Linked DNA regions of Homo sapiens: region 2 is linked to region 1. A link is a loop called in an ENCODE intact Hi-C map of the cell type or tissue named here. Cell type or tissue: mammary epithelial cell. All regions are shown on one strand. Each heading gives the region's core, and the rest is flanking DNA. Links, peaks and the distances in the headings are about the cores only.

Region 1 (15,309 bases), core at 7,100-15,099:
GATCACTTGAGGCCAGGAGTCCAAGACCAGCCTGGCCAACATGGTAAAACCCAGTCTCTACTAAAAATACAAAATTTATCTGGGTGTGCTGGTGCATGCCTGTAATCCCAGCTACTCAGGTGGGTGAGGCATGAGAATAGCTTGAACCCAGACGGCAGAAGTTGTGGTGAGCCAAAATTGCGCCACTGCCCTCCAGCCTGAGTTAGAGTGAGACTCTGTCTCAAAAAAAAAAAAAGGTCTGAGAAAAAAATCTTTCCAATCCAATTCTTTGCCAGCCAAACTACCAAATATGAGCATAGCAAAAAAGTTGTTTTCAGACGGGTAAAATCTCAAAAACTTTGCTTTGCATCTTTTTTTTTCTTTTTTTCCCCACGAAGCTTCAGGAATGTGTGTCACTAAAAGAGGGGAATAAATGAAGAAAGAGGAAGCTCTGAGTTTGGAAACAGGAATTACAACAAAAGAAAGAGGCAAATTAAATTTCTATAGTGATGGTGAAGAGATATCCTAGGATGACAAAATGTTGCAACTCTAGAGATCAGTCACTACAAACAGCAACAGAAGGACAGAAGAATCTAGGAGAGTTGTCTCCATCAAAAAGAAGAAACAAAAAACCAAAACCTGCTAGAATACTTGAGGTGCTTGACCATGTTGTCTGGAAGAGAATTGGGGAAGCATAAGAAAATGTATATATATTTTTGAAAGTCCACTCACACATACAAAAAAAAAACAAAACAAGACGAATAAGTAAGCAGTATTTAATTCCAGGAAAAACAAAAAAACAATTTGTCTAGAAAAGAAAATGTAAAAATGATATTGCTTATTTATGAGCAATATTTGCAGCATCCTTATATTTAAACCTTGGATATTCAATTAATACAAAATTGTGATTAAAACACACAGGGTGGGAGAAATATGTGTGGAGGGTTGGGTAGGAGGAGTGGTAGTGAGAGGGTGCTAAATCCTTATCTTCTGTAGTAGGAAGTAAGTTAATAAGGTCTGTCTGAATCTGTTGTTCAGGCTGCTGTAATAGAATACCATATGGTTGTTCTAGAAGACTATGAAAAAGCAATAGAGTACCATAGACAGAGCGGGACGGGCACAGTGGTTTAGGCTTGTAATCCTAGCAGTTTGGGAGGCCAAGGTGGGAGGATCGCTTGAGCCCACGATTTCGAGACCAGCTTGGGCAAGGGAGACCCTGTCTCTACAAAATATTTTAAAAAATTAGCCGGGTGTGGTGGTGCACAGCTGCGTAAGAGGCTGAGGCAGGAGGATCGCTTGAGCCTGGGAAGTCAAGGATATAGTGGGCCGTGATCATGCCATTGCACTCCAGACTCCTGGGTGACAGAGTGAGGCTGTCCCCACTTCCCAAAAAAAAAAAAGATGGCTTAAACAACTAACATTTATTTCTCACAGTTCTGGAGGCTGGAAGTCTGAGATTAGCGTGCCAGCATGGTTGGGTTCTGGTGAAGGTCCTCTTCTGGGTTGCAGACTGGCAGTTTCTTGTGTCTTCACATGGTGGAAGTGGGTTAAGAGCTCTCTGGGGTCCCTTTTACAAGGGCCGTAATTTTATTCATGAGGGCTTACCCTTGTGACCTGATTACCATCACATTGAGGGTTAGGTTTTCAACATATAAACTTTGTGGGGGACACACACAGTCAGTCCACTGCAATGTCTAAAATCGTTTAATCAATAAATACAATAAATAGTAGCATAAACTTATTACTAAAAATAAAGAGTTAAATGTAAAGGGAAAAACAGCTGAGTTAAAAGTTGTCTCTGCCTTTGGGGAGTCTAATTCTGGGGTCAAATATTGCTGTTTTTTTTCTATTGCTGTCATAGTTTTTTGTTTATTATAAGTGTTGTAGTATTAATTGATCTTTCAAACCATGTCTGGGTATTTTTTGACTGCCCAAAATATTTTTATGACCAGAAGAAGTTGTGTATAAGGTGATAGAAAACACATTAAGAGTAATGGTTTCTTTTCTTTCTTTCTTTCTTTCTTTCTTTATTTTTGGAGACAGGATCTCGCTGTCACCCAGGCTGGAGTACAGTGGTGTGATCATGGCTCACTGCAGTCTCAACCTCTGGAGCTCAGGTGATCCTCCTGCGTCAGCCTCATGAGTAGCTGGGACCACAGGCACATGCCACCACACCTGGCCAATTTTTAAATTATTTGTAGAGACAGGGTCTCCTTATGTTTTCTAGGTTGAAGGTTTCCTTAATCTTTCTTGAATAAGGTTGGACCTAAACAAACTAGATATCTTGATGTTAATTGCCTTCTAGTTTTTGTTTGTTTGTTTTGAGACGGAGTTTCACTCTTGTTGCCCAGGCTGGAGTGGAATGGCGTGATCTCAGCTCACTGCAACCTCCACCTCCTGGGTTCAAGCAATTCTCCTGCCTCAGCCTCTTGAGTATCTGGGATTACAAGCATGCACCACGATGCCCGGCTAATTTTGTGTTTTTAGTAGAAACAGTTTTCTCCATGTTAGTCAGGCTGGTCTTGAACTCCTGACCTCAGGTGATCCGCCCACTTCAGCCTCCCAAAGTGCTGGGATTACAGGCATGAGCCACCATGCCCAGGAGTGAATTGCCTGCTGGTTTTATTTATTTATTTAGACAGTGTTGCCCAGGTTAGAGTGCAGTGGCACAATCATAGTTTACTGCAGCCTCAAATTCCTGGGCTCAAGTGATCCACCCACCTCAGCCTCCCAAGTAGCTAGGACTACAGGTCCATGCTGCCATACCTGACGAATTTAAAATTTTTTTTTTAGTGATAAGGTATTTCTATGTTGCCCAGGCTGGTCTCAAACTTCTGGGCTCAAGTGATCCTCCTGCCTTGACCTCCCAAAGTGCTAGTATTACAAGTGTGAGCCACTGAGCCCAGCCCACCTACTAGTTATTAATCATGATTTTCCCTTAATTCAAATACTCAAACAATTCAAATACCTACTTACATTAAGGCATATGTTTTATTATATTATTTAGAAAGCATTTCTATCAGATCAAAACATTTCTAAATGTTTTAAATGTATTAACTTTTTGAAATATTGTTGCTAATAATGTTTATATAGAATCAGATAATTCTGTAATTTAATTTTACTCTTTTATATGACTTTTCTATTACACTGTCTTTTTTTTTGGAGACAGAGTCTCGGTTTGTTGCCCAGGTTGGAGTGCAGTGACACAACCTTGGCTCACTGCAACCTCTGCCTCCCGAGTTCAAGCAATTCTCCTGCCTCAGCCTCCCAAGTAGCTGGGATTACAGGCACATGCCACCATACTCGGCTAAATTTTTATATTTTTAGTAGAGACAAGGTTTCACCCTGTTGGCCAGGCTGGTCTCGAACTCATGACCTCAAGTGATCTGCCTGCCTTGGCTTCCCAAAATGCTGGGATTACAGGTATGAGCCACTGCGCTTGGCCTATTACACTGTCTTAATAGCTATCAAGGAAACAATCCTAGGTTAATACTTTAAAGGTTAATGAATTATTTAGACATATCCTTTAGAGATACTTAGATATATCTTCTTTGATAATTTTCTCTTCCTAATCAGGGTTGAAGTATTAATATCCAGTGTATATATCTTAGTTTGAATTTCTGTAAATTATCTTGATATAAGTAATACTCTTAAACATGTAGTTATGCAGAAAACAATCTGGAGGAATATATGACAAAAAGCTAACTGGATATTTGGGAAATGGAATTGGGGAGGTATTTTTTAAAAGTGTTTTATAGCCTTTGAGTGTTACTTTTGTAATCTGAATATATTTGTATATATGTAAAATAAAAGAAAGAGTTGTATATAGTAGGTTTGGGCTCTATGATTGCATTGATTGATTGATTGAGACAGGGTGTTGCTGTGTTACCCAGGCTAGAGTGCAGCGGCGTGATCATGGCTCACTGCAGTCTTGATCCCACTGGCTCAAGCTCAAGCAATCCTCCCACCTCAGCCTCCTGAGTAGTTGGGACTACAGGCATGTGCCACTGTGCCTGGCTAATTTTTGTGTTTTTTTGTAGAGACAGGGTTTAGCTATGTTGCCCACACTGGTCTTGAACTCCTGGGCTCAAGCAATCTGCCCACCTTGGCCTCCCAAAGTGCTGGGATTACAGGTGTGGGCCACCATGCCCAGCCCTACTTCAGCTCCATCACAAGAGAATTTCACAAGCACAAGCCCGGAAGGATTGCCTGTCAGACTTCACATGACATTCCAAGATTGGGTTTCACCACTTTGACCAAATGACCCTGAAGTGACCAAAGGCAACTGTCCTGTTCTAGATGGTTAAATCCTAGGTGGGGAAAGCATGTTAATGGCGGAGCCAGGAACATCCAAGCTAGGCTAATAGGCAATCACTTCTCAGTCCACAGTCAGCCAAGGTAAATAATGCATGAATGAGCATAGGAAATGGACTTTATAGACTTAAAAAAAACACAAAGAAATTCTTATTATTTATTTTATTTAATACATTGGATACATTTTAGCCAATATTTTTCATCCCCTTTGTTTGTCAGGACTTTTTATGTTAACCAGAAAATACAAATAACAGAGTTTCACATTTTTGCCATTACTCTTCTGACGGGCAGTATCTTCTTTCAGAGTAGCTCTTCTTGCTTGAGATCTTGACTAGATTAGTTCTTTATTCTTCAGTTTCTAGTACAAGCAAGAAGATAATTCTGTCTCATGTTCTCCAGCGTTTACATTACTATTCCAGTCCTTAGTACATATTTAGAGATGCTGCTAATGTATGCATATAATTCTGCAGGTTAGGAGGTTTCTGTAGGTAATTCACAGTGGAGTTAGGAATAGAACCCTTTGAGGCTCTTTGCTCTACAACCACCTCAAATGGCACAGGAAATTAAAAAAAAATTCTTGGGGTCTCTTTTGACAACTCTAGGTCTTTTCTGACTCACCTCCAGTCCATCAGCAAATCTTCCAGTTATCCGTCCAAAATATGTTTCTGGTGGCCTGCTTTTCTCCATCTTTACCCCCACCACCCTGGGACTGGCTCTCAGGAAAGATGTCTGACCAGGACCACTGAAACAGCTTCAAGACTGTTCCTGCTTTTGCTGCTCCAGTCCTTTTGCCACACAACAACCAGAGTGACTTTCCAACCCAGTAGTTTGACCAGGTTCCCCTCCTTTTTATTATTATAATTAATTTTTTTTTTTTTTTAATGATGAGGTCCCACTATTTTGCCCAGGCTGAACCTTAACACATGAGGCTCAAGCAATCCTCCTGCCTCAGCTTCTTGAGTAGCTGAGACTACACCACTGAGCTCAGTATATTATAATTTTTTATTTTTTGGAACGGAGACTTGCTCTGTCGCCCAGGCTGGAGTGCAGTGACATGATCTCGGCTCACTGCAACCTCCGCTTCCTGGGTTCAAGCAATTCTCCTGCTTCAGCCTCCTGAGTAGCTGGGACTACAGGCATGTGCCACCACACCGGGTAATTTTTGTATTTTTGGTAGAGACGGGGTTTCACCATGTTGGCCAGGCTGGTCTTGAACTCCTGACCTCAGGTGATCCGCTGTCCTCGGCCTCCCACAGTGCTAGGATTACAGGCATGATCCACCGCACCTGGCCCGTATTATAATTTTTTATAAGTCAGTTTGTTGAGTTACAATTTACATACAGTAAAATTCACCCTTTGAAGGAGTACAATGCTATAATATTTAACAAATGGCACATCATTGTGTGTGAGTCCCTTTGTAGGCAAACATTTCTCTACTCACATGGGTCTACTTTTGTCCCTATAGTATTACCCTATTCACAGCGTCACATAAATGGAATCGTACACTATGTAGTCTGGTTTCTTTCACTTAGCAGAATGCATTTGAAATTATCATGTTGTTGCATGTATCAGTAGTTCATTCCTCTTTATTGCTAAGTAGTATTCCAGCAACAAACTGTTTATCTACCCAAATCATCAGTTTTTGGCAACCATGATTAAAGCTGCTATAAGCATACAAGTTTACTGGTTTGTTGGGGGTGGAGTTGACATATGTCTTTCTTTCTCTTGGCTAACTACATAGGCATGGGATTGCTGGGTGATACGGTAAATGGATGTTAAACTTTATGAGAAACTCTTTCTGTTACCAAAGTGGCTGTACCATTTGCATTCCCACCAGCAATGCAAATTCCAGTTGCCCTGCATCCTCTCGAGCAGTTGGTACTATCAGGTTTTTAAATTTGAGCCATTCTAATTTTAATTTGCAGTTTCCCAGTGACTAATGATGTTGAGAATCTTTTCATGTGCTTATTTGTTGTTCATATCTTTTCTTTGGCGAAGTGTGCACTTTTATTTTTTTTTGAGACAGTTTCTTGCTCTGTTGCCCAGGCTTGAGTGCAGTGGTACGATCCTGGCTCACCAGCCTCAACCTCTGGGGCTCAAGAGATCCTTCCACCTCAGCCTCTCGACTATCTAGGACTACAGGCATGGGCCACAAGCCCAGTTCCGATGACTGTTTCTTAAACCATGGAACCATGGCCTTTCTGAACTCGTATGTAAACTTCCTCTGTTTATTTCAACTCCACTCAAGGGGCTTGTGCAAATTCTATTTATAAATATTAGAAAAACTGGGATGTGTGTGGTATGGAGTGTGTGTAGAGGGAGGGGTGGGTATGGAAGCCTCCAAATCAGAAACTCTTCATAATTCAGGATCTACCTGCCAAGAAAGGAACACAAAGAGGGCTATAAGAAGCTGCGGAGCCCTGCAAAGCCCTCTGCTTTTTGTGATGTTCTTAACCTCTCTACAAACCTTCCTGTTTCTGTTTTCCTTCTATTTGTTTTATAGCGGATATCTCATGCGTATATCTGTGCCTTTTATTTCTCATCTTTATCTAACTAAAGAGAGATTTTTCTGATCTATGTTTCAGTCTCACCAGCAATTTATGGAGTTTGCTCCTCATAAGTTTTTCCTTTGATCATCGTTCACCCTCAGTTAATTTGCTCAAGTGAAGAGCAAAATCTCAGGAGGAGATTAGCAAGGTGAAGGATAGCATTTAGTTCTATCTAATGAAGTGTTTCTGAATTTGATCATTCACTTCTCACTCAAGGGGAAATTTAGGGTGTAGTAGTAACCTCTTTGATATTTAACAATCTCATTATTTCTCAGTTATTTATGTCTTAAAGGGCTACACTGACTTTAAGTACTGATTATTCTTTTAAACTCTATTTATACACTAAAAACAGAAGTTGGAGGTAAAAAAACAACCACTAATCAGACCGCCTTCTGGTCAGTTCTAAATGTAACTTGCCATCTTACCTTTAGCATTAAAGACACCTTTTCATTTTGGCTTTTATAATGTACACACAGGTATTGCAGTATCCTGTGAGTTGCTTGTTTTTTTTTTTAGGAAGAGGTGACTGCGAAAGTGAAGCCAGGGGGCTCTGCTCAGGCACATGCCACTGGTTCACCTCTCCTGCACAAGTTATTTTCAGAACTGCTGCAAAAAGAGACTGTCATATTTTTCTTTCCACATTGTTTATTTAAAGAGACATGGGAACCATCATGAAGAAGATTCATAGGCCCCAAATGTCAACCCTGCATGTCTGCTTTGTTTTAGTTAATGAAGTTGTGATTTTGGAGTCACCTCTTCCCCCAGTCCTCACCTCTGCCCTGGGAAAATGGCAGGCCCTGAAATTTATAGGAATTCTGACCTAAGGGGCCAGGAAGTGCATGGGACTGGAGAAGGTGGGTAGCAAGGAGTCTGGCCTGTGATGGAGAGCTTTTCCTAGAAGAGAAAATATTACCTGCAGCTCTGGTTTCCACTGCACTGTTTTTAAACACTTAAAGATTTGTTACTCCTCTTGAAATGGCCCCAGGCATGTAGAAGGCACCAGACTTCATTTAAGTCACTTCCCTTCCCTTAACCTGCCATTTTAACTAGAAAAAAAAATCTTGAAGTGATTAGAGAATTTCCAGTTAAAAATTGTAGAGAAGCTGCACATTCTTAGTCCAAAGTTTTCAGAAAAAATGATCACTTTTAGGTTGATATTTACTGTAAAAAATTTTATTTCAAAAGATCAATTTTTGCCAGTTCTATGAAACTAACAGGGACAAGGCTGAAGGCTGAAAGAAGCCTTAGAGTTAGTCATGAAAGCTCTGGATTAAAAACCATTTTTTAAATGGTCTCATTGAGAAATTTTTCAAATAAGAGTCACCCTTGAATGAATGAATGTATGCTGTATCAAATTATCCAGAGACAAAGAAGAGCAGCCATTCTAGCAGAACAAATGCAGCCTGCTTTGTCTGGGGGACAAATCATTCTTGCAGCCAGTTTGGAAATGTCACTTTTAAGTCAATGAGGGTTGTGTTCAAATAAGAGGGGGCTGCAAGACCCTATTATATTCACTGGGATGTGATGTTTTGCCTCTGAATGGTTTCTACAGTGCATGAAAATTCCTTTTTCTTTTAGATGAGGGGGGAGGACTTTTTAATGTCTTAAACTGTTTTCAGGTTTCACAAAGTGCTTCAGTTTTTACATTTAAAGGGCAGACATGATGATCACACTGGAACACCAGTCATCCAGCTACAGAAGTTCTGACTTATTGGACAAGTCTTTTGAACTCTTGACTTGGTGAAAACAGATGACTGGGAAAACAGATTCGTTGGCTCGCATGGTGGAACCTGTATTCTGGAAGTGATCCAGGGCTTACAGTAGTCCAACCAGCCATTTGCTCTGTCTTTTGGTGATATGACACACTGGGGCTCTGTCTATAATGGGATTTATTTGAGCAGCAATGGTGTCCAGTGGAATAGGAAGTTCTGAGGTCTGAGGCGAGATTGAAGAAAACTGATGGGGAAATCAATCCATCGCCAAGAATTGACTAGATTGGCTGGCAACTGTAGGATTTGTAGGTCAAGCAGAAGCAGCTTGGCCCTCTTGGCTCACTATGGCAAACTCTAAATTCCCCAGGGCTGTCAATAAGCTCATGAAATCAATTTGTTTTGTGGCCAGTATTAATTTTTTTATTACCAAAAGAGACTAAATGCTAAGCAACAGTTCAACACCATCGAACTCTTCTTGGCAGGTATAGCAAAACACATAAAATGATTGATGACGTTTTTATATCATTTTGAAGTAGGTATGATTTTTTAAAGGTAAGTTTTTTTTTTTGTTTTAGAGATAGAGTCTCATTCTGTTACCCAGGCTGGAGTGCAGTGGTGCTATCATGGCTCACTGCAGCCTCGACCTCCTGGGCTCAAGCAATCCTCCTGTCTCAGCCTCCCAAATAGCTGGGACTATAGGCATAAGCCACCATGTCCGGCTAAATTTATTTTATTTTATTTTGAGTACAGATGAGGTCTCACTACATTGCCCAGGCTAGGATAAGCTTCTTCATGGAGATAGGAGGATGTAAATCGGACCGTCAGTGCCAAACCATCCTTGCTCAACAACAAGTAAGGCCCTGGCAGCAGAGACCAGCTTAGGGAGAATACAGATGCTAGCTTTAATCTGTGGAAGTCTATCCAGAAATAAACAAGGGATGACACCTTGTACACAATCACAGAAGAAACTTGAAGTTTTTGAATGATCCAAAAGAAATATTCACTTTCAACAAGAAAGCGAGTTTTAAAGGGGCACCAATTGTTTGCATTGTCTTTAAAGGAAGATTAAATTCTCCACTTAACTGCATATCCAGTTTGGTTTTCAGGTAGAGGCAAAGCTTTAAAACTGTGGTGAGCAGTATGTGGCCAGGAGCCTTGCCAGCTTTGGGAAGAACCAGAAAATGCAATTCCATGTTGCCATTTCTCTCTCTCTCTCCTTTTTTTTTTTGAGACAAAGTCTTACTCTGTCACCCAGTCTGGAGTGCAGTGGTGCGATCTCAGCTCATAGAAACCTCCGCCTCCCAGATTCAAGCGATTCTCCTGCCTCAGCCTACCAAGTAGCTGGAATTATAGACACACGCCACCACACTCGGCTAATTTTTGTATTTTTAGTAGAGATAGGGTTTCGCTAAGTTGGCCAGGCTGGTCTCGAACTCCTGACCTCAAGTAATCCAACTGCCCTGGCCTCCCAAAGTGCTGGGATTACAGGCATGAGCCACCCCATAGGGCCGCTGTTTCTCAAATGTGCCTTAAGGTAAACAATCAATGACAAAATACCAGTGCCAAGTTTTTATTCCAAGTCTAACAATAATATCATTAGTAATTATAAAAAGAATATTAAAATAGTACTAACAAAAGCATATATTTTACCAAGTGTCAAGCATTGTGCTAATTGCTTATGTGCATTTACTCTTCAACCATGGGACTAATATTGCTAGCTCCACTTTACAGATGAGAAAACTGAGGCCAAGAAAAGTAAATCTGCCCAAATTTGGAGCATGCTCACTATGTGCTATGCAGTCACTGTTCTAATTGAATGATCATAGATACTGTTATTACCATTATTTTACAGATGCTGAAACAGAGGTTAAACACTTTCCCATGGTCACACGGCTGTTAAGAGTCGAGGTAACATTCAAACCTAGTCACTCCAGTCCTACACTCTGAGCACTTCATGTCTAAATTTGTCTAACCAGTTAAATATACACATTTCTCATGGAATTTGGTAACGGTATTTTTTTTTTTTTTTTGAGATGGAGTCTGGCTCTGTCGCCCAGGCTGGAGTGCAGTGGCACAATCTCTGCTCACTGCAAGCTCCGCCTCCCGGGTTCACGCCATTCTCCTGCTTCAGCCTCCCGAATAGCTGGAACTACAGGCGCCCGCCACCTCGCCCGGGTAATTTTTTTTGTATTTTTAGTAGAGACGGAGTTTCACCGTGTTAGCCAGGATGGTCTCGATTTCCTGACCTCGTGATCCAACCGCCTCGGCCTCCCAAAGTGCTGGGATTACAGGTGTGAGCCACCGCGCCTGGCCGGTAACGGTATTTTTATTTTGAGTTTTTATAAAGTGGGGCCTAAATTGTTTTGCCTACACTGGTCATTCTAACCAAATGGCTGTTTATCACTGCAGCACTTAGTCTCAGGAATGTGCTGCCGCCAACTGGATGCTTGGGCTTTTTTTCTGGTCTATACTACCCTCTAGTGGTTGATAGAAAAATTCGATGATAGGCTATTTAATGACAAAGAGAGAAATAGAATGCTGTCCACTAATGAGGACTCCTTTTAAGCATAAGGGTAAGACATGAACCTGCATGTAATAGTATTTGTACTTTTTGTATCTTTTGATTGAGAAAAATACATAAAGACTAAAAGATTCTATGAATTTAGTACCTCATTTATGTGAACGTGTATTTTTATTTTTATTAATCTCAATAGTATACACATACATAAGAAACAAGGTGATATATATCTTTGTGTGTGTATATATACATATGTGCTATATACATGTGTTATACAATATATGTGTTTTATACATATATATGTATGTATGTATGTATATAACATACACCTTATTTGTTTAGCTATAGACAATGCCTGGAGTGCATTGATGGATTTAGAAGCCCCCAAATTAGACTTCCCTCAAACTTCTTTGGCTAGATTTTCAACAAATACCCACTCCTAAACCATTACAGGCAAGGAGAAATTAACTCAAAATTTTAGATTAATTAGTATATTCTCCTGAATTGGGCATAGTCCCCTGGCCTGAGAGGTGGAGATGTGAAGATAATTGGGATTGTCTTTTTTTTTTTTGAGAGAGTCTCACTGTGTCACCCAGGCTGGAGTGCAGTGGCGCAATCTTGGCTCACTGCAACCTCTGCTTCCTGGGTTCAAGCGAGCTTTGTGCCTCAGCCTCCTGAGCAGCTGGGATTACAGGCTGGTGCTGTCCCCATCACGCCCAGCTAATTTTTGTATTTCAGTTTCACCATGTTGGCCAGGCCAGGCTGGTCTGAAACTTCTGACCTCAAGTGATCTGCCCACCTCGGCCTCCCAAAGTGCTGGGATTACAGGCACGAGCCACCGTGCCCGGCCGGGATGGTCTGGACAAGGAAGAAGTCCTGCTGCAGGGGTGGCTGCAGTCTTACCCGAGTCTCCCTCCTGGGCGACCTCAGGAGGTGGGGGACTGGGGGCAGGCCCATGGGAGCATCCTCCCTGTGCAGGCACTAAGGTGGGCATTACCTGAAGGAAACTGAAAAACAATAGTAAAACTAACTAAAAGGTGGCCTGTGCTTTATTATCACCATCAAACAGTGATTCTAAACAGCAATGATAAACTAATTCTCCCTGAACATTTTTCATTTAAGTTCTAAACAAGGACTTTGCTTTCTTTCCATTTTTAACTATGTATGCTTCCAATTAGCACGTTTTCATTATATATCCTTTCACAAACATTCTGTTCTACGTCATGGAAGTCAATTTGGAGAATTTCCAGTTACGCAGTTGGCCTATGACATATGCAGCTACAAGCATTTGTTTCAGGAGTAAGTTCATGATAAATTGTAACTATCAGACCTCAGATTGGGCACAGTTCTACCATGTATTTCTGAGTCTAAAGTGTACATTTGAAATGATCAGTGATAATACAGTGATAGTAAAGACAAAGAAACAGAGCTTGGGTAACTTTAATTCTGTCATTCTACGTGACTTCACAAACATATTAACAAACAGCCAGAATCAACCTAGAACAGTGTACAGTGAAATTGTTTACTGCAGATGGGTACATAGACTTCAAGAAGACCATTAACTCTGCAAAAACAAAATATAAGGAAATGGACATTTCAAAGAAAAATGTCAGGAGAAACAACAAAAGATGCAGGCCTTACATGGCCAGAAGAAATCAAAAAGACAATTTTGAATGCCTGAGTTATTTTCAGCAAGAACTGGACATTCATTCTAAAATAAAGGATCAAATACGATGAACATTTACTATCACTCAGCCACTTTCTCTGATTTTTGCAAAAGAATAACTTGAGAAGTTTTAACTAAATGCAGAAGAAATTTATCATGAATTTCCTGGTGAGGATACTTGAGGGAATTTTTTTTTCACTGCAGAGATGTTTGAAAACTGCTATAATTCATCCTCAAGAAATTACATGGACTGTATTACAATCTCAGATTGACTTTGACATGGAATTTTTATGAATCAATCTCACCTTGATGCTTAAGTTTTTTCTTAACTATTTGTGTTTCTTAACTATTTGTGTTTTTCTTAACTATTTGTGCTTTTCAAAATTAAAGTAATTAAAATATTATTTGTTTAATATGAATGAAGAAGTTTGATTTTCACAGTTCTTGACAAATTTGTAGAAGGCTTGAAAATAGAAACCATAATCCTATTCATTAGTGCAACAGACCAAATGTACGTATGTGTTTGCCTTCTTTTTTTTTATTTTTGAGACAGAGTCTTGCTTTGTTGCCCAGGCTGGAGGCAGTGGTGTAATCACTGCTCACTGAAGCCTTGACCTCCTGGGCTCAAGTGATCCTTTCACCTCAGCCTCCTGAGTAGCTGGGACTACAGAGGCATACCACCACACCCAGCTATTTTTTTTTTTTTTTAGAGATGGGGTCTCACTATGTTGCCCAGGTTGTTCTCCAACTCCTGGGCTCAAGTGATTCTTCCATCTCGACCTCCTAAAGTGATGGGATTACCTCTGTGAGCCACAATGCCTGGCTTGCCTTTTTTTTTTTTTTTTTTTTACATGATTGTGTTTTAAAGGTATCAATCCATTACATGTTTCCCTTTTTGTCCTGTATACTTTTTTATTAAAAAATTTAAAAATTGACTCGATTATATTGTTGGCTGCTGTGGAGGTTACGATCTTGATGAAATCTTAATAGCAGGGAAGCCAGAGGTGGGGATATTTATGAGGTTTCTGGGGTCTATGTTTAAGGTGGGTCTTTCAATGTCAGGCTTGACTGAGATGGGACAAAGTTCATAATAGTTTAGTATTGGTGAATACAGAGAGGATAGGCTTTTGAAATGAGTCTTCAAACAGTAAACAATCATTTGATAATTTCAGTTGAGCTTGCTATTGCTTTGAGAAGATGCTATTTACCTGTGTTATGTGCTGAATGTTTATGTCCCCCCAATTTCATATGTTAGAGTCCTAGTCCTCAATGTCATGGTACAGTTGACCCTTGAACAATGCAAGAGTTAGGTGCACTGATCCCCCACAAAGTAAAAAAAAAAACTGTGTGTAACTTTCGATTCCCCGAAAACTTAACTACTAGTAGCCTACTGTTAACCAGAAGCTTTACCAATAACATAGTCAATTAACACACACTTTGTGTGTTATGTGTACCATATCCTGTATTCTTAACAATAAAGTAACCTAGAGAAAATAAAATATTATTAAGAAAATCATAAGGGTCCAGGTGTAGTCGGTCATGCCTGTAATCCCAACACTTTGGGAGACTGAGATGGGAGGATCACTTGAGCTCAGGAGTCCAAGACCAGCCTGGGCAACATAGTGAGGCTTTGTCTCTATAAAACATTAAAAAGAAGAAGAAGAAGAAGAAAATCATAACGAAGACAAAAATATTTACCATTCATTAAATGGAAGTGGGGCCAGGTGCGGTGGCTCACACCTGTAATCCCAGCACTTTGGGAAGCTGAGGTGGGTGAATCACGAGGTCAGGAGTTGGAGGCCAGCCTGACCAATGTGGTGAAACCCCGTCTGTACTAAAAATACAAAAATTAGCCAGGTGTGGTGGCATGCACCTGTAATCCCAGCTACTCGGGAGGCTGAGGCAGGAGAATGGCTTGAACCCAGGAGGCAGAGATTGCAGTGAGCCGAGATGGCGCTAGTGCACTCCAGCCTGGGCGATAGAGTGAGACTGTGTTAATAAATAAATAAATAAATAAATAAATAAATAAATAAATGGAAGTGGTTCATCATAAAGGTCTTATTCTTGTGGTCTTCACATCAAGTAAACTCAGGAGATGGAAAAAGGGGGTGGTTGGTCTTGCTGTTTCAGGTAGAGGTGGAGGAAAATCTATGTATATATGGACCTGCCCAGTTCAAACCTATGTTGTTCAAGGGTCAAGTGTATCTGGAGGTGGGGCCCTTGGATGTAATTAGGTTTAGATGAGGTGATGTGGGTGGAGCCCCCATCATGGATAGTGTCCTTATCAGAAGAGTACTACACACCAGAGCTTTCTCTCCATGTACACGCACCGAAGAAAGGCCATGTGAAGACACAATGAGAAGGCAGCAGAGAACCAAATCTACTAGCACCTTGATCTTGAACTTCTCATCATCCAGAGCTGTGAGAAGAAGAAAATCTGTTGTTTAAGCCACCCAGTCTATGGTATTTTGTTATAGCAGCTGGAACAGACTAAGACATCCCGCGGAGAGCAAATTGATAGCCTATTTAGAGAAACTGCTATTTCAGGAAATTCAATTTATCTTCTTGATC
Region 2 (15,309 bases), core at 4,532-12,531, 910 kb before region 1:
AGACTAGAGTTGTAGTTTTAATTTAAATAATCTTTAGAACAGAGTGGGGAAGATTTTTTTTTAAAAGCATGGCAAGTTAAGATTATAAATTCAAGGAAAATTCAAAAATAGTCTTCCCATTTTGAGTTTCTTGGGAAGTGTTTCTCTTTTCTAGCTCCCTACTGCTTGGTGTCCTCTGTAGTGTGAAAAATGTAGCCAGAGACACAAAACACAAAACTATAAAACACAGAAAACAATATTCAGAACAATATGAAGGTTGGGATTGTAAATTTGTAATTATGACAAATGGAAGCCATTTGCATGTTGTTTAATTTCGAGTGTCACATAAACTCATCCTTCAAAAAAATCTGAAGACCAGGTGTAGTAACTCTGTCTGTAAGTTTAAAGTTCTCCATAAACTGTATCAGAGCAAATGTCCCAAATCAATGCATCAGAAGTAAATCAGACCTACAATAATAGTAGGTTCAGACCTACAATACTGTAAGCAAATAATTAATATTCCATTATAATATTTCTTAAAGTATGTATGTTGTTCTTTGTATTCTTTTTGAAGTCAAACATCTGGATTCAGGTTATCTCTATTGTTCTTACAACAGGGAAGTGAATCAAGTTTTGAATGGTCTGATGGTAGTACATTTGACTATATCCCATGGAAAGGCCAAACATCTCCTGGAAATTGTGTTCTCTTGGATCCAAAAGGAACTTGGAAACATGAAAAATGCAACTCTGTTAAGGATGGTGCTATTTGTTATAAACCTACAAAATGTAAGACTTCAATTTCAGTAACAGTACATTTATGAAAATGTGACATAATTTATGCACATAATTAAAAGCTCAGTGGAATTTTTATTTAAAGATTTATTCACAAGGGCCGGGCGCAGTGGCTCGCGCCTGTAATCCCAGCACTTTGGGAGGCCGAGGCGTGCGGATCACGAGGTCAGGAGATGGAGATCATCCTGGCTAACAAGGTGAAACCCCTTCTCTACTAAAAATGCAAAAAAAATAGCTGGGCATGGTGGCGGGCGCCTGTAGTCCCAGCTAGTCAGGAGGCTGAGGCGGGAGAATGGCGTGAACCCGGGAGGCGGAGCTTGCAGTGAGCCGAGATTGCGCCACTGCAGTCCAGCCTGGGAGACAGAGCAAGACTCCGTCTCAAAAAAAAAAAAAAAAAAAAAGATGTATTCACAAATAATTTTTGTGAAAATAATTTTGATACTTTGTAAATGGAAACAAATACAGTATAAGCACTCAGGGAATTTATTCCCAATGACTTTCATTTGTTCTGTCACCAGGTAAATTCTACCCTAGAATTTGTGAATTCTAATTTCACTTAGCAATGTTTTTCAAAGGCTGAGATGCTTATTTCAAAAAAGGGTCCCACAACATATAAATTTGGGGAACACCTCATGTGATTTACCGTATTAAAGTTTCTAAGAGAGTTTCTTTTCTTTTCTTTTCTTTTCCTTTCTTTTCTTTTCTTTTTTCTTTTCTTATCTTTTCTTTTTCTTTTTTTTTTTTTGACAGGGTTTCAGCTCTGTTGCCCAGACTGGAGTGCAGTGGCATGAACATGGCTCACTGCAGCCTTGACCTCCTAGGCTCAAGCAGTCCTCCCAACTCAGCCTCCTGAGTAGCTGGGACCACATACACATGCCACCACACCCAGCTAATATTTAAAATATTTTGTAGAGTTAGGGTCTCACAATGCTGTTCAAGCTGGTCTTGAACTAGGATCCTAGGCTCAAACAATCCTCCTGTTTCAGCCTCCCAAAGTGCTGAGAGTATAGGTGTGAGCTACTACGCCTGGCCAAAGGTTCTAAGAGAGTTTCTGTAATAATGAAGTCTGTTTAACTTTGTGTAACCAAGCATTTTCCAAATTTATATGATCCTTAAAGTTTAAGGGAAGAGCCTCTTCCATTAGAGGCTGGACTTAGGGTCACCCCTGGTGGATAAAGCATGAACCTTGAGGAAGACCACAAAAAAACAAACTACCGGGGACTGCAGAGGCCTGCAGGACAGGCTGGGGGGTGGTGGCATTGGTTTCCGAAGACTCTGGTTCTCAATGCTCACCATGTTTTCTGCTCTGAAGAATCTTGAACGGCAGATTCAACATTTGGTTGAACAGATTCAGGCCGAAGAAAATGTGAAAACTTTAGAGAAGCAGGTTAATAAAAGAAAGGGAGAATGATATAAAGGATGAGGAATCAAGGTACAATCAAGAACTGACTTCTCAGTTGTTAGGCACAGAAAACAAATGTAACTCTTTAGAAAAACAATTGGAATACATGAGAAATAAGGCATGCAGAAATAGAGAAACAGGCTTTATAGGATAGAGAATGATAAGATGGCCAGACATAAGTTCTGTGCTCTACCAGGTTGAAGAGTGCCTCCTCCCCAAAGATTCCCGTCCAGTCAGAACCTTAGAATGTGACTTTACTGAGAAATAGTCTTTACAGATCTAGGTAGTTGAGGTGAGGACATATTGGATAATGGTGGGCCCTAAATCCAATGACTAGTGTCCTTATAAGAGGGAGATACAGACACACAGAGGGAAAAAGTCCACGTGATGACAAAGGCTGAGATTGCAGTGACAGAGTGATAAACCAAGGACTGTCGGCAACCACCAGAAGATGAGAGGGAGGCACGAGACAGATTCTCCAATACAGCCTCCAATGAAAACCAATCCTAACACCCTCTTCAATTCAGACTTCTAGCCTCCAGAACTGTGAGAGCATACATTTCTGTTGTTTTAAGCCACCAATTTTGTGGAATTTATTATGGCAGCCCAAGGAAACGAATACAAGGGCTAACTTTAAAAACTGGATCTTCAAAAAAAAAAAAAACAAAACAGAGAATAACAGGCATTAGTGAAGATGTGGAGAAAATGGAACCCTTATGCACTGCTGGTAGGAATATAAAACAGTGTAACCACTGTGCAAAATGGTGTGGCAATTCTTCAAAAACATGTACATAAGATTACTATGTGATCCAGCACTTCAGGTATATACTCAAAACAACTGAAAGCAGGGATTCAAACAGGTGTTTGTACAACCATGTCATAGCAGCATAATTCATAATAGCCAAAAGATGAAAGCAACCCAAGTGTCCATGGATGGACGAATGGATAAGAAGCCTTAAAAAGGAAGGAAATGCTGATGCATGCTGCAACACAGATGAACCCTGAAGACAGTATGCTAAGTGAAATAAGCCAGTCACAAAAAGACAAATACTCTATGATTCCATTTATATGAGGTAGTACCCAGAGTTGTCAAATTCATAGAGACAGGAAGTGGAATGGCAGTTACCAGGGACTAGATGGAGGGGAATATGGGGAGTTATTGTTTAGTGGGTATAGAGTTTCAGTTTTGCAAGATAAAAAATTTTAGAGATGGGTGGTGGTGATAGTTGTACAACAGAGTGAATTCATTTAGCACCACGGGACTGTACACTTAAAAATGGTTAAGGCCAGATGTGGTGGTTCATGCTTGTAATCTCAGCACTTTGGGGGGCTGAGACAGGTGGGTGGCTTGAGCCCAGGAGTTCAAGACCAGCCTGGGCAACACAGTAAGACTCCGTCTCTACAAAAACGTGTAAAAATTAGCTGGACACAGTAGTACATGCCTGTAATCCCAGCTACTTGGGAAACTGAGGCAGGAGGATCTATTGCACCCAAGAGTTTGAGACTGCAGTGAGCTATGATTGCACTACTGCATTCCAACCTGGGTGACAGAATAAGACCCTGTCTCTAAAAACAAAACAAAACCAAAATGGTTAAGATGGTAAATTTTATGTTATGTGTATTTTACCACAATTAAAAAAAATGGATCTTCTTGAACAGGAATGTAACACACTTACCACGATGCAAGCCCTTACAGAAAAAAAAAAAAAAAGAGTTGGAAGCAAAACTTCATGAAGAACAAGAAGAAAAAAAAATGTACGCAGCCTAAGAGACCCCAGTTGCAGACTATACTAGAAACAAATAGACCAAAGATAAGGCAGTTCCTTATGTTGCCAGTGCAAGAAGTAATGTTAAAAAAAAAAAGGTCAAACCATTCAGAAAAGTTCCCTATCCTAATGATGCCATAATAATCAATGTTCAACAAGTTTTGCATTAACAATTGAGCCCAGTGCAACAATGAGTAATCAGCAATATACCTTTGCCCAACCAACTATTTTCATAAGGTGGTAAAAACAAGAACTTACTAGTAACATTTCTTTTCAACAGCAGCATTGATGAGGAGTTGTGAGAAGTTTTATAGATTGTATAGATGAATTTGGCAAATGCATTTTGATCTGCAGCAGCTGGGAAACTTACCCAGGAGTCCAACTGCTGAACTGAAGACTTAGTACTCAAATTGGTGTGTTAGTGAGAAGAATGGAGGCAAAAGCCAATCAAATAACCGAAGTTCAAAAAGATCAAGTCTGGTTTCTAACAGAAGATAGAGAAGCAGCAGAAGGAACTAAGGGCCACTAAAGAGTCTCACAGTAGCCGCCATTCCTCTCTAATCACAGAGACCACAAATAAGGACTCTGCCAAGTGGAGATTTGGAGAAAAAAACAGAAAAAGCCTTTACTTACTGAAGGACATAAAGATCATACAGAATGCATTACAAAACAATAGTTTGGGTTGAGATTACTGACTGGTACCAGGTCAGATATTTGATTCAGATAAGCTGTACCGCACTAATACGACATTGACAATTTACTTTCCAGTTTTCATATGCTCTTCGGTTGGAATTAAAAACAGGTGTTAAAGGGCACAAGCTGCATTCCTCAGGCTGCTTCTGTTACTCAGCACAATTAAAAATCAATTTAAATGGAAACCAGGGGCATTTTTAAGAGCTAAGAAGCCACTCCTAGTCTTTTTTTGTTTGAGTGATGTTGCGGTGCTGATGTATTATGCTTTGTAAAACAAATTAGCTATTTTTAAAAAATAGTTCTTCTTATGACTAAGTAAAACTAGATTTATTTAGATTATCAAAATAAAAAGGAATCCAACGGGCTAGGCGCTGTGGGGTCACGCCTGTAATCCCAGCACTTTGGGAGCCTGAGGCAGGCAAATCACTTGAGGTGAGGAGTTTGAAACCAGCCTGGCCAGCATGGTGAAACTTCGTCTCTACTAAAAAAAATAATAATAAACAAAAAAAGGAATCCAAAGAAAGAAATAATTTTAATTATTATTTCAGAGTACTTTCAGGTCTGCCTGGCCTGTCTTTACTTCTTTTTCTAGTCTGTCTTTCTCATTGTTTCTACTTTAGTCCAAATCAGTCTTAGAAAGCTAAGGCACTTTCCACTTCTATCACCTAGGTTTTTTAAACGGTATTCCAAAAAGTTAATTAAAATATGTATTTATAGAGTGTGGGCTGTGGCTTTCTCTGGTATGAGTTAAATGCTACTCAACCACAAACGCAACAGTTCCAATCAGGGACATTGAAGTAGATTTTGAAAGGCAGTCTTTTTTTTCCATGCATTGTTACAACTGTGTCTAACATTTTTATAGCTAAAAAGCTGTCCCGTCTTACATATTCATCAAGATGTCCAGCAGCAAAAGAGAATGGGTCACGGTGGATCCAGTACAAGGGTCACTGTTACAAGTCTGATCAGGCATTGCACAGTTTTTCAGAGGCCAAAAAATTGTGTTCAAAACATGGTGAGTTAAAATTTGTTGATTTTCTTATGACTCAATAATTTTTAGAAATGTTTCTTAAGGATATAATTTGAAGCAATGATTGTATTTTTGAAAATATTTTTAAAGCACTTTCCATTTCTAATAGCGCTATAAACTAATTGCCCAGTGGTAGGGAAATGGTTAAGTATCTGATGACATAGGAACTCAATGAAATATTGGAATAGCCATTAAAAACGCCTGTAATCCCAGCACTTTGGGAGGCCAAGGCGGGCAGATCATGAGGTCAAGAGATCAAGACCATCCTGGCCAACATGGTGAAACCCTATCTCTACTAAAAATACAAAAATTAGCTGGGTGTGGTCGCACACACCTGTAGTCCCAGCTACTCGGGAGGCTGAGGCAGGAGAATCGCTTGAACCCAGGAGGCGGAGGTTGCAGTGAGCTGAGATGGCACCACTGCACTCCAGCCTGGGTGACAGAGCAAGACTCTATCTCAAAAAAAAATTATCAATGTTAATAATAAGTACATGGAAAATAATAAGTTGGAAGAAGTAGAATTTTAAAGTGGTGGCTGGGTGCGGTGGCTCACGCCTATAATCCCAGCACTTTGGGAGGCCGAGGTGGGAGGATCACTTGAGGTTAGCCATTAAAGACTAGCGTGACCAACATGGCGAGCCCTCGTCTCTACTAAAAATACAAAACTTAGCTGGGCGTGGTGGCGTGCACCTGTAATCCCAGCTACTTGGGAAGCTGAGGCAGGAGAATCACATGAACCAGGGAGGTGGAGGTTGCAGTGAGCCAAGACTGTGCCACTGCGCTCCAGCCTGGGCGACAGAGCAAGACTCCATCTCAAAAATAAATAAATAAATAAAATAAATAATAAAAATAATAATAAATGTAAAATAATAAAATAAAAGTGGCTAAGTGAACTGCTAAGTAAAAATACTGACAAATGATTGGAAACGGTTTTACCTATAGCTAGATATGCTTAGAAAAAGGAATTAAGAGGTAAAATTTTTGTAAAGTTAGCTAAGTAGTAAATAAAAATTATAGTTGTTCCATTGCTTAGTTATTAATACATAAGCTTAGCCTCACCAGGGTAACAAATCAAAGTAGTATGGTTGTCCATCCGTTCTGCAATAGGATTGGCCACATCCTCTGACCACCATAAAGGGCAGTGCTTTTTGCCTTCAGATTTAGCTATTTTAGAAAGAGTAGCAATGATTGGCTCTTTCCCGTGACAAATTTGATCCATAGTCAAACTGTAAAATGACTTCTAGGGGAACTACCTAGAGTATTTCAAAGACCAAAACTTGTTTACCTGCTTCCTTGGGTAGCAAATTAGCCAGGTAGATGGATGGCATTTATCTAATTTATTCTGATAACCGTTGTGGAGACACTTGACTGATTGAAAAATCTTGTAGTTACCGGGAACTTTTGTGTGGGAACCATTCGGTTTTATACCTGAATACACATGATGGAAACTGTTGTAAGATATATGTATGTTTTGAAAGTCATAAACCTTTTTCTCCTAAAGGAGAAAACAGAATGGTTTACTGTAAAACTAATATGTAGGTTAAGCACTTAAGACTTGGAGGCATGAGGGTCTGGGTTCAAATCCCAGTTCCCACATATCCTAGCTAAGTGGCATTGGGAGGTTACACAACTCTTTCTCTTTTCTCATCTGAACAGTCAGAGAGGTCTCAGGGGTAGGCAGTTCCAGGGCCAAAAAAATATTGCCAGATAAATATTTTGAAGAAACACAAAATTTCTTTATACGTGTTTGGAAGTAATTTTTTTGAAGTACTTATAAAATTTTGACCTAAATACCAGTTTTTAAAAACTGTCTCTGTGTAAGGCTTGAATTTATCAATGATCTTGTTAATAATATATGTATTTTTCAAATGGCTAGTTGAGAATAAACTACTTCTCTAGTTTCCATAAAGCTAATTGAGAATGTGTTTTCTTTCAACAGATCACTCTGCAACTATCGTTTCCATAAAAGATGAAGATGAGAATAAATTTGTGAGCAGACTGATGAGGGAAAATAATAACATTACCATGAGAGTTTGGCTTGGATTATCTCAACATTCTGTTGGTAAGTGAAATAATTGTATGTGTAGTGTGCAAAGAGAGTTCTAACTCATCCTAAATAACAAGTCGTCCTTGCTAAAGAATGTTAAGTAGTGGCTAATTCAGATGCCTCTTCTGGATAAATAAGCTAGGTCGCTGGCTGTTCTGGATGGTTATAAATTTTGAATGAATCCATGAGTTAACTTAGCAATGACGGAAACCACTAATGACACAGAAAATCCTGTTAAATAAAGTGGAATCTTTCTAGAGGCTTATTTCTGGGATCCTTGGATCAACATCAGGACATTTTCTTCTCCACAGGAATGTCTGTGTCCCCACAAGGAACCCATGCCTGCCTTCTCTTAGAGTTCTAGTGCCTGTCACCGCATGGATTTGCAGCTTATAACTTCGTTATTCAGAAAGTTATCTTCTTGTTATTCCCTTCTCTCTAAGAATATTTTTACCACTGGTTAAAATTATGTCTTAATAGTAATCTTTAAAAACTGTCTTAGTGTTAGGTTGGTGTGAAAGTAATTGCAGCTTTTGCCATTACTTTTGCGCCAACCTATAAAATTGCAGATAATTGATTCAAAGAAAATTTGTGGAAGGATTTTTTAATACGAAATAGTAGATACAGGGTTTAGGTGAACTTGGAATTGGTAGAAATAAGAGTACAAATATGACAGAAGATAAGGTTTTTCACATTTTATGCAAAGTTGAATTTTAAATTATTAAAATGTGAATTTTAAAATGTTAAGTACTTGTCAAAAAATAAAAGGATTCCAAGTTGTCCATCTAAATGAATCCTAAATCGTGTTTACACTGTCACCACAAGGTGGTGCCACTTCAGCTGGAAAGCAAAAATGGAGTCCTGGTGGTGGTGTGGGAGAAAGGTGGGGATGGAGATTCCTGCACCCTTCCTCTTCCACCAGCATATCTTTAATGATATGACTTTTTACAATTAGAGTAGGGGAAGGATATGGGTCCTTAGAAATCTCTCCCTCACAAAATAAATGTGCAAGCATTCTGCACTTTAACGGAAACACCACATTCTCTATCTGTGTTGTCCAATAGAACTTTCTACAAAGACAGAAATGTTCTATATCTGCACTGTCCAATATAGTAGTCACTGGCCACATGTGGCTCTTGAGCACTTGAAATGTGACTAGTGCAACTGAAGAACTGATTTTATTTTTTTCATTTTTAATGCATTTTATTTTAACAAGTGGCTCTCATATTGGACAGCACAGTTCTGATGAGTTACATGAACCCATGCTTGTAACTTACTAGTTTAGTGGCAGTAGACATAGTTGTATTTAATTTCTTTCTTCAGACCAGTCTTGGAGTTGGTTAGATGGATCAGAAGTGACATTTGTCAAATGGGAAAATAAAAGTAAGAGTGGTGTTGGAAGATGTAGCATGTTGATAGCTTCAAATGAAACTTGGAAAAAAGTTGAATGTGAACATGGTTTTGGAAGAGTTGTCTGCAAAGTGCCTCTGGGTAAGTATGGAACCTGTCCTTAGGAGACTTTTTGCAGAACAGTCAGGAAATAAATGTACAATCCAATTATGTACAAAATTCTGTATTTAGTCTTGAAGTATTTAGTCCTTAAAGTATATCCAACTATCTTGATTAAGTCATAGAGATTTCCCCCTGAAAAATAGATTACAAGGGACGATAACTGCACAAGATGTCCAGGACTCCAGTCTACATTTTATATAATTCTTTCCTAAGAAAAACAGAAGTTGCCAGGGTATTAGGGAAGTAATTTCTTTTAAAATGTTCTTGAGATGTATTTTATTCTATAGTTTGATTATATAAAAGCTTAAAGGTCTATTTCTGCAGTTAATTTGCTTCCTTTCTTCCTAATCCCATAAAACTCATGGTTAATTTTAAAACAATGCAAAACTGGATTTAGTTATTGAAAACATTCAGGGTATCTATAAAAAATCATAATTTGAACTTACATTTCATTATGAATTGATACATAAAATTACCATTAAAATGTTATATTAACTTCATTTCTGGAGAAAGAGCTCCAAATTTTTCACAGTAACATTTTTAAAGATCTTGCATAAAACTTTTGCTTCTTGTATATAAATATTAAAGATAAAACCTCAATTCTAGGTAATCAGTATCCATGTATACACACACTGAGACAGTAAATAGAGTGTCTACTATATGCCATGCCCTGTTTTGCACACTGGGATGCACCTGAGAACAAGACAGATAAGGTACCTGTTCTCACAGAGATTACAATCTGGTGAAGAAAGATAAGTAAACAGGTCAATTTTTTAAAGAGAGGAAAATATCAAATAGTTATAAACTCTATGTGATGGAGACTCAGTGGATAGCTACTCTAGATTAGGAAACCAGGGAAGAAGCCTAGAAGCAGGAGACACCGAAGCTAAGATCTAAAAAATCAAGCCAAGCAAACTTCAAGGGAAAGGGCATAACAGACAGAGGTACCAGTTGGAGCAAAGAGCCTAAGGCAGAACAAGTTGGCTGAGCGCTCAGGGAAGAACTGAAAGGTAGGCAGGTGCTAGACATACAGAGCTTTGGAAGCAAGGCTTGAGTTCTGGTTTTATTCTGAGTGGAATGGAAAGCAACTGGAAGATTTGGGGGGTTGGGTGGGAGCAGAGTTAGGGTGTTGCAAATCAAAAGTTCTACGTTGGCCATTTTGAGTTATCCATAGAGGGACGAGATGTGTAGTGTGCATAGCAATGGTATTTAAAGTCATGGAACAGAGCGAATCCATCTGGGCAGTATGCAGATAAGGGTCTTGGAACAGCAGCTGCACTAAATGAACTCATCTGAGAGACTTAAATCATTTTGAAGCAAATAACACTTTATTTAGCCCCAGGTAAGTCAAAAACAAAAATTTATAGCTTTTAGCAATTTGCTATCAAAGTAGGATAATATACAAGTAGTGATGTTCCCAAATTGGTGTTAGGAAGGGGGAATGTGAGAATAATCATAGCGCATTAATGTCTTTGGAAGAAAATTCCTATCACAATGAAGAGGATTTGAATGAATAGGAAAACACTTACATTTGAAAAGAAATCACTTAAGTGTTTCTTTTGATCTGACGATGAGTTTGAATTCTATGTTAGCGCTATGAAACAATCAGATTTATTATGTCTGTATACAGCTTACAGGTTTACATGTGTGACACAACCCATAATGTATAAAATCAATAATGATCACTTTTGTATTCTCTCCTCCAACATCAAACCTTTTCCTGTTCCAGGCCCTGATTACACAGCAATAGCTATCATAGTTGCCACACTAAGTATCTTAGTTCTCATGGGCGGACTGATTTGGTTCCTCTTCCAAAGGCACCGTTTGCACCTGGCGGGTTTCTCATCAGTTCGATATGCACAAGGAGTGAATGAAGATGAGATTATGCTTCCTTCTTTCCATGACTAAATTCTTCTAAAAGTTTTCTAATTTGCACTAATGTGTTATGAGAAATTAGTCACTTAAAATGTCCCAGTGTCAGTATTTACTCTGCTCCAAAGTAGAACTCTTAAATACTTTTTCAGTTGTTTAGATCTTAGGCATGTGCTGGTATCCACAGTTAATTCCCTGCTAAATGCCATGTTTATCACCCTAATTAATAGAATGGAGGGGACTCCAAAGCTGGAACTGAAGTCCAAATTGTTTGTACAGTAATATGTTTAATGTTCATTTTCTCTGTATGAATGTGATTGGTAACTAGGATATGTATATTTTAATAGAATTTTTAACAAAACTTCTTAGAAAATTAAAATAGGCATATTACTAGGTGACATGTCTACTTTTTAATTTTTAAGAGCATCCGGCCAAATGCAAAATTAGTACCTCAAAGTAAAAATTGAACTGTAAACTCTATCAGCATTGTTTCAAAATAGTCATTTTTAGCACTGGGGAAAAATAAACAATAAGACATGCTTACTTTTTAATTTTTATTTTTTTGAGACTGAGTCTCTCTCTGTTGCCCAGGCTGGAGTACAATGGCGTGATCTCGGCTCACTGCAAATCTCCGCCTCCCAGGTTCAAGCGATTCTCCTGCCTCAGCCTCCTGAGTAGCTGGGATTACAGGCAACTGCCACCATGCCCGGCTAATTTTTGTATTTTTAGTAGAGATGGGGTTTCACCATGTTGGCCAGGCTGGTCTCGAACTCGTGACCGCAGGTGATCCTCCCGCCTCGGCCTCCCAAAGTGCTGGGATTACAGGCATGAGCCACCGCGCCTGGCCTCTGCTTACTTTTTATATAGCAAAATGATTCCTCTTGGCAAGATGTTTCTTATATTATTCCAAAGTTATTTCATACCATTATTATGTAAATATGAAGAGTTTTTTTCTGTTTATAATTGTTTATAAAACAATGACTTTTAAAGATTTAGTGCTTAACATTTTCCCAAGTGTGGGAACATTATTTTTAGATTGAGTAGGTACCTTGTAGCAGTGTGCTTTGCATTTTCTGATGTATTACATGACTGTTTCTTTTGTAAAGAGAATCAACTAGGTATTTAAGACTGATAATTTTACAATTTATATGCTTCACATAGCATGTCAACTTTTGACTAAGAATTTTGTTTTACTTTTTTAACATGTGTTAAACAGAGAAAGGGTCCATGAAGGAAAGTGTATGAGTTGCATTTGTAAAAATGAGACTTTTTCAGTGGAACTCTAAACCTTGTGATGACTACTAACAAATGTAAAATTATGAGTGATTAAGAAAACATTGCTTTGTGGTTATCACTTTAAGTTTTGACACCTAGATTATAGTCTTAGTAATAGCATCCACTGGAAAAGGTGAAAATGTTTTATTCGGCATTTAACTTACATTTGTACTTTATTTTTGTATAAAATCCATAGATTTATTTTACATTTAGAGTATTTACACTATGATAAAGTTGTAAATAATTTTCTAAGACAGTTTTTATATAGTCTACAGTTGTCCTGATTTCTTATTGAATTTGTTAGACTAGTTCTCTTGTCCTGTGATCTGTGTACAATTTTAGTCACTAAGACTTTCCTCCAAGAACTAAGCCAACTTGATGTGAAAAGCACAGCTGTATATAATGGTGATGTCATAATAAAGTTGTTTTATCTTTTAAGTAAAAGTAAAAGTGCTGGAGTTGATCCTTCTTGAAAAAAAAAATCTCTAGATTGGGTTTTTTATGTTAGGCATATAGTACAAGAAATAAATTGACCACCTATTGTAAAGCGAGGCATTTGCTAAGAGATTTTGTGTGCATTTTTTAGAGAATAAATAGGCGGGTAGTGGCTCACACCCGTAATCCCTCTTGACACTTTGGGAGGCCAAGGCAGGGGGATCATTTGAGCCCAGGAATTCAAGTTCAGCATGGGCAACAAAGCAAGACCCCATTTCTAAAAAAAAATAAAATAATTAGCCAGGTGTGGTGGCACCCATGTGTAGTGCCAGCTACTCAAGAAGCCAAGGCAGGAGGATCCCATGAGCCCAGGAGTTTGAGGCTACAGTGAGCTATGAACGTGCCACTGAACTCCAGTCTGGGTGACAGAGCAAGACCCTGTTTTGAAAAACAAGTCGATATTGATCCAATTGCTGAATACTGGAAAGGCAAAGTCAGATAAAACTGGATTCTCGGAATTAGGAAACCAATGACCATCTTAGCCAATGCAAATGTAGCAGAGTAGTGAAGCCAGAATCCAGATGGAAGTGAGTTTAAAAGTGAAAGGGAAGGCCAGGTGTGGCATCTCGTGCCTGTAATCCCAGCACTTTGGGAATCCGAGGTGGGTGGATCACCTGAGGTCAGGAGTTTGAGACCAGCCTGGCCAAATGGTGAAACCCCATCTCTACTAAAAATACAAAAAAAAAAAAAAAAAAAAAAAAAAATTAGCCCGGTGTGGTGGTGCATGCTTGTAATCCCAGCTACTTGGGAAGCTGAGGCGGGAGACTCTCTTGAACCCAGGAGGCAGAGGCTGCAGTGAGCTGAGATCGTACCATTGCATTCCAGCCTGGGTGACAGAGCAAGACTCTGTCTCAAAAAAAAAAAAAAAAAAAAAAAAAAAATTGAAAGGGAAATTAGGAGATGAGGAACATGAGATTTCGAGAAGTATGATGGAGACAGAAAGGAAAGGGGCTGGGCCATAGCCAGAGGGGAAAGAAGGGTTGAAAAAGGGTTTTTTTCTAAAGGGGAGAGAAAGAGGTTCACAAGTTTAGAAGCTGAGATGAAAAAAACAAAAACAAAAACAAAAATAATGGACAGAGAGAAGTTGATGATGCAGTGGGGAGAGGGAATCATTAATGGAAGATCTTGGAGAAGATAAAATGAGAGGGGCAGTCCTAAGCAGAAAGAGGAACTGGTTTGGGTGGGCTGGAGAAGCATGCCTTCCTCTCTGAGACCACAAGAGAAGAACTGCAGATAAGCATTTGAAGATGTTTGTCTATATGTAATGGCACCTGTTTTCTTGTGTACTAGAAGGCAAGGTCTGCTGAGAAAGATGGGTAGCAGATGGGGTCTTTTAAAAAGTTTTTTAATTTTTTAGAGACAGGGTCTGTCTCAGTTGCCCAGGCTGGAATGCAGTGGTGCAACTCTAGCTCACTGCAGTCTCGACCTCCAACATTAACTTTTTTTTTTCCCTAGAGACAGGTGATTTCAATGTTACCTAGGCTGCTCTCAAACTCCTGGGCTCAAGTGATCCTCCCACTTCAGCCTCCCAAGTGTTGGGATTACAGGTGTGAGCCACCATACCCAGCCTGGGATCTTAGCTTGAAAAGAGTAATAAATTTGAAAGACTCAATGAGAGAAATAGGAGAGGACAGTGACTAAGGTAAAATCAAATACAAGGATTGCAGAAGAGGCATAGAAGGCCCAGATGAAATTAAAAGCCATATTGTTTATAGTGACAGCCATCGGGAGAACTGATTGATTTCCTCCACCTGTCCTCAGTTAACTTCAGTAAAGTTGAGGAAAAAGAGAGCACGGGCCAGGCGAGGTGGCTCATGCCTGTAATCCCAGCACTTTGGGAGGCCAAGGCGGGCAGATCACTTGAGGTCAGGAGTTCAAGACCAGCCTGGCCAACATGGTGAAACCCCACCTCTACTAAAAATAGAAAAAACTTAGCCAGGTGTGGTGATACACGCCTGTAATCCTAGCTACTCGGGAGGCTGAGGCAGGAGAATTGCTTGAACCTATAAAGTGGAGGTTGAGGTGAGCTGAGATAGCGCGACTGCACTCCAGCCTGGGGGACAGAGTGAGACTCCGTCTAAAAAAAAAAAAAAGCATGAAGAAGAAAGCGGAGACCACAGATTCCGAGTTGGCCAGGTGAGCACACCAGGGGAACAAGGGGACAGAGGATGTGGTATTTCGGCTGGGTGGAGAAGGGAGAAATAAAAGGCTGAGAAAAATGCAGGCAAGGGACTGAAGTCTGGCATGAGCCAAAAGAGGATGTAAGTTGGAGACAGAGTGAAGGAAAATTAAGGGTATGAGGTGTAACTGGAGAGTAAATGGGAGAGCGAAATATAACAGTACCCACATACAGGCAATAAGTAGTCTATTTCATCAGATTAGCATCAAAAATGAGGCAGTGTGCACCAGAGTTAACAATAAAATAATATAATTTTCTTTAGTACAAATG

What was found. Hi-C counts contacts between places; a loop is a spot of excess contacts. Peaks named below come from ENCODE experiments on the same cell type or tissue, not always from the same donor. Only the 100,000 strongest peaks of a DNase experiment are listed, where the experiment ranks them.
Region 2: a loop joins it to region 1, with 21 times the contacts of the local background. A loop is called at or near these places in 14 of 110 quality-filtered maps.

What each region holds. Positions count from the first base shown.
Region 1 is chr2:158,897,178-158,912,486 of GRCh38, reverse strand. No RefSeq gene overlaps it. Among named protein-coding and RNA genes, the nearest start is that of TANC1, 64 kb to the left of the region's middle. In mammary epithelial cell, for the core only: a CTCF peak has its summit at 11,045 (motif pointing left); a DNase peak (open chromatin) is centred at 11,026.
Region 2 is chr2:159,800,861-159,816,169 of GRCh38, reverse strand. It overlaps LY75-CD302 (LY75-CD302 readthrough), which reads left to right. Exons shown (of 38, transcript NM_001198760.1): 31 at 597-765; 32 at 5,495-5,644; 33 at 7,599-7,721. It overlaps LY75 (lymphocyte antigen 75), which reads left to right. Exons shown (of 35, transcript NM_002349.4): 31 at 597-765; 32 at 5,495-5,644; 33 at 7,599-7,721; 34 at 9,030-9,197; 35 at 10,948-12,815. The coding sequence ends at 11,126. Among named protein-coding and RNA genes, the nearest start is that of CD302, 10 kb to the right of the region's middle. In mammary epithelial cell, for the core only: a CTCF peak has its summit at 8,529 (motif pointing right); no DNase peak of the experiment used is centred there.